Linked DNA regions of Homo sapiens: region 1 is linked to region 2. A link is an interaction called in ENCODE POLR2A ChIA-PET data of the cell type or tissue named here. Cell type or tissue: PC-9. All regions are shown on one strand.

What was found. ChIA-PET counts read pairs that join two places held together with the same protein. Peaks named below come from ENCODE experiments on the same cell type or tissue, not always from the same donor. Only the 100,000 strongest peaks of a DNase experiment are listed, where the experiment ranks them.
Region 1: POLR2A ChIA-PET joins it to region 2 with 8 read pairs; 2 of 35 experiments call an interaction of 5 or more read pairs at or near these places.

The regions. Positions count from the first base shown.
Region 1 is chr2:110,172,821-110,175,320 of GRCh38, forward strand. All of the region lies in intron 4 of NPHP1 (nephrocystin 1), which reads right to left. Among named protein-coding and RNA genes, the nearest start is that of NPHP1, 31 kb to the right of the region's middle. In PC-9, no CTCF peak of the experiment used is centred here; a DNase peak (open chromatin) is centred at 941.
Region 2 is chr2:109,603,873-109,606,372 of GRCh38, forward strand. All of the region lies in intron 1 of SEPTIN10 (septin 10), which reads right to left. It also overlaps a transcript of RANBP2 not described here. Among named protein-coding and RNA genes, the nearest start is that of SEPTIN10, 8.8 kb to the right of the region's middle. In PC-9, no CTCF peak of the experiment used is centred here; a DNase peak (open chromatin) is centred at 1,009; H3K27ac peaks cover 1,543 bases.

The DNA of each region.
Region 1 (2,500 bases), 570 kb after region 2:
TATGCTGGTTGCAACCCAGTCATTTTATTATCATTCCAAATATTTTCTAATTGCCACTGTTATATTTTCTTTGACTCACAGTTTATATAGAAGTGTGTGACAATTTGCAAACATGTAGTAATTTCTTTTCTTTTTCTTTTTCTTTTTTTTTTTTTTTGAGACGGTGTCTCATTCTGTCACCAGGCTGGAGTGCAGTGGTATGATCTTGGCTCACTGCAATCTCCACCTCCCGGGTTCAAGCGATTCTCCTGCCTCCGACTCCCGAGTAGCTGGGACTACAGGCATGCACCACCATGCCCAGCTCATTTTTGTATTTTTAGTAGAGATGGGGTTTCACCATGTTGGCCAGATGGTCTCTATCTCTTGACCTCGTGATTCGCCCGCCTCAGCACAGGCGTGAGCCACCGCACCTGGCCACATGCAGTGATTTCTAATTATTTTTCTGTCATTGGGTTTTAATGTCATTCCAAGTCATCAAAGAAAATATATATATATTCTACATAATTTCAAACTCTTGAAATTTGGTGACAATTACTTTATGGTCCAATATGGTTCATTTTGGTTAATGTTACAGATGCACTGAAAAGAATATGTATTTACATAATACATACTTAGGTGCTGTGTTCTACACATATATAGTCATGTGCTGCACAACAATGTTTCAGTCAACAATGGGCCACATATACAATGATGGCCCCATACATATAATACCATATTTTTACTGTACATTTCCTATTTTTGGATATGTTTAGATACACAAATACACCATTGTGTTACAATTGTGTACAGTATTCAGCACAGTAACATGCTGTACAGGTTTGTAGCCTAGGAGCAACATGCTATACTATAACTATATAACCCAAGTGTATGGTAACCTACACCTTCTAGGTTTGTGCAAGTACATTCTATGATGTTTGTACAATGATGAAATCACTTAATGACTCATTTCTCAGAACATATCCCTATCACTAAGAAAGGCTTGACTATACATGTAATTAGATCACGGTGGTTAAGGATTGTGAATTATCTAGCTCTGTTTTAGTTCTGGCAACTTTTGCTTTATACATTTGAACCCATATTATTAAATGTATACTCATTTAGGAAGATTTTTTTTCCTACTGAATCGACCCTTTCTTTTATCATTATGAAATGTCCTTTCTTAAATAGTAAATTACTTTTAGCCTTAAATATCTGATATTATTGTAACCGTATCACCTTTGTTTTGGTTATAAAACAAATAATATCTTTGTTGTAGAACATGGAATACCTTTTTCCAGTTCTTTACTTTCACTCTCTCTATAACTGCATACTAAAGTCTATCTCTTCTAAATAGTATATATTTGGGTTAAAAAAATTCAATCTGACAATCTTTGTTGTAATTGGAGTGTTACTCCATTTACATTTAATGTAACTATCCAAATGGCTGCATTGAAACCATATTACTATTTGGTTTCTATTTGTCTCATCTGTTTATTTCTCCTTTCTTGCCTTTTTTGGGTTAATCAAATCACGTTTAGTATTCCATTTTATTGTGTTGTTTCACAAGCTACACTTCTTTGTATTATTTTGTTAGTGATTGTTTTAGGTATTACAATATGCATCCCTAACTTATCATAGTCTAATTTAAATATCACATTTCACCAAAGATAAAATAACTTTAAGATAAATAATTCCATTTACCTGCCAGCCTTTGTGCTATGCTGTGCTATTGTCACATTTTCCTTCTACATATAGTCAGTCCTTGTAACATGCAGATTCTGTATTTATGAATTCATTGGCTCACTAAACTTTATTTGTAACCTCCTAATTAATACTCACAGTGCTTTTGTGGTCATTTGTGGACATACACAAAGCAGCAAAAAATTTGAGTTGTCTGGCGTACACATTCCCAACTGAAGCTGAACATGGTGACACCTGCCTTTTTTTTTCAGCTCTCATACAGGAAAGTGTCCCTTTTTTGCAGTCTATTTAGTGCCACAGTTTTTGCATTTTTGTGCTTTTTTTTTTTTTTGGTGATTTTGTTGTTTAAAATGGCTCCCAAACATAGCGCTGAAGAGCCATGTGGTATTCCTAAGCACAAGAAGGCTATAATGTACCTCTGGAGAAAATAAGTGTGTTAGATAAGACTTGTTCATGCATGAGTGATAGTGCTGTTAGTGTGAATTCAATGTTAATGAATCAATAAAATATATGAAATAAAGTGTCTTTAAACAGTAACACAAGGTTGTATGTTACTCAGTTGACAAAAACATTGTGACCAGAGGCTCACAGGAGTCTTAAGTCTGCATTTCCCCAGGAGCAATGGTTTAGCATTTACTAATCGAGTATTCCTGGCAACTTTATAGAACATAACTACTGTAAATAATGAGAATCAACTGGATATTATAAATCCCCAAATATATATTTTGCTTTACATAATTGAGTGTCTTTCAAAGGCATATAGAAAAGAAAAAATAGGCTTTTATATGTACCCACGTACCCATCTTCTTCAATCCTTTTT
Region 2 (2,500 bases):
AATTTTAAGCCGGGCACGGTGGCTCACACCTGTAATCCCAGCACTTTGGGAGGCCGAGGCGGGCGGATCACGAGGTCAGGAGATCGAGACCATCCTGGCTAACACGGTGAAACCCCATCTCTACTAAAAATACAAAAAAATTAGCCGGGCATAGTGGCAGATGCCTGTAGTCCCAGCTACTCGGGAGGCTGAGGCAGGAGAATGGTGTGAACCTGGGAGGTGGAGATTGCAGTGAGCCGAGATCATGCCACTGCACTCCAGCCTGGGCGACAGAGCGAGACTCTGCCTCAAAAAAAAAAAAAAAAAAGAATTAAAAAAAAAATTAGCCAGGTGTGGTGGTGTGTGCCTGTAATCCCAGCAACTTGGGAGGCTGAGACAGGAGAATTGCTTGAACCTAGGAGGCAGAGGTTGCAGTGGTTGAGACTGCGCCACTGCACTCCAGCCTGGGTGACAGAGCGGGACCCCATAGAAAGAAAGAAAGAAAAAGAAAGAAAGGAAAGAAGGGAAGGGAAGGGGAGGGGCGGGGCGGGGAGAAAAGAAAGAAAGAAAAAAGAAAGAAAGAAAAGAAAAGAGGCCGGGCGTGGTGGCTGAGGCCTGTAATCCTAGCACTTTGGGAGGCCGAGGCGGGTGGGATCACGAGGTCAGGAGATCGAGACCATCCTGGCTAACATGGTGAAACCCTGTCTCCAGTAAAAATACAAAAAATTAGCCAGGCATGGTGGCGGGTGCCTGTAGTCCCAGGTACTCAAGAGGCTGAGGCAGGAGAATGGCATGAACCGGGGAGGCGGAGCTTACAGTGAGCCAAGATTGAGCCACTCCAGCCTGGGTGACAGAACGAGACTCTGGGGAGGGGAGGGGAGGGACAACACAGTAGTGGAATCTGCGTGTGCCAAGGGTACAAATATAACTGGTATGGTTGGAAAATCACAGTGAGCTCATCACTGAAGCCCAAGGAGGCTTACATGTAAATGCAAGGACAGCAGAAAAGGTGAGGCTGCAAGAAGCTGACTTCATGATTCTGAGTCCAAGTGACTCAAACTAAGGTCACTGGAGAGACGTCACTGTGAAGCAGGAAAGAGAATAGGAGAGGAATCAGCACAGGTTTGATGCAACTTTGGAACTACTGAGTTTAAGGTTCCTATGAGCACCTTGGATCCCTCAAAGAACTTTTATGTAAAATTTTACATTATCAAAAACAAATATACGTGGCCCAGTGGTAATTCTCACTTCTCTTGAAGTTTCCATTGATTCCTTGAGACTTGAATTGTTCTACACTGATAAGAGCATTAAAGATTCAGCTTAATTCATCAAGCCAGTCAGGCTTAGTTTTTGGGCTGAATATAATTATACCATATTACTAGTATGATCAGGCAGATCACCTGAGGTCAGGAGTTTGAGACCAGCCTGCCCAACATGGTGAAACTCTGTCTCTACTAAAAATACAAAAATTAGCCAGGCATGGTGGCAGGTGCCCGTAATCCCAGCTACTCAGGAGGCTGAGGCAGGAGAATCGTTTGAACCCGGGAAATGGAGGTTGCAGTGAGCTGAGATCGTACCACTGCACTCTACTCTGAGCGACAAGAGTGAAACTCCATTTCAAAAAATAATAATAAATAAATAAATAAATTGTACTTGAATAACAAAGTTAATTCATAAAAGTATAACATAATTTTCTGACTAAAAGGTAGGTAAATGGGAAAGTGTAGCTAAAAAAGCTAATCAGAATACCTGAGGATAAGCTAAATAATATCTGTATAATTTTTGTAATCAACAAAAAAGAAAATATATAGCAAAATATGCAAATACAAAACAAAATTATTTTCTCCAACTGTTCAAATTATAATGCTGTATTAGGTTCTTTAGTCCTCAGAGTTACATGGAAACTGTAAATTATAATTCTTTTCTATACAACAGAATTTCTGTTACTATGTGACAAGCAGCCTATCTTCTACCAAAACAGAGAGCCCCCAGAAATTCTCTCAATGATCCATGTCACAAAGAAGAAGAGTTAGCATGACATCAGTATAAATGTATGTTAAGAAGGCTGTTAGAATTAACTGTATAGTAGCAACAGATGCAAAATGCTGCATCATTAAGAACTGCCAAAGCCTGGAATGAGGTCTGGGGCAAGGAGGTACAAAGACAACATGGAGGAAACAAAAGACATTTTGTGCAAGGATGTGTGAAAGTTGCATCTCATCCAAAAAACTAGAGATAACAGTACTCAGCTCATGGGCTGGGAGAATAAAATGTGGTAACACAGGCCGGGTGCCGTGGCTCATGCCTGTAATCCCAGCACTTTGGGAGACCAAGGAGGGAGGATTACAAAGTCAAGAGATTGAGACCACCCTGGCCAACATGGTGAAACCCCGCTTCTACTAGAACTACAAAAATTAGCTGGGTGTGGTGGCACATGCCTGTAATCCCAGCTACTCCGGAGGCTGAGGCAGGAGAATCGTTTGAACCCGGGAGGCAGAGGTTGCAGTGAGCCAACACTGCA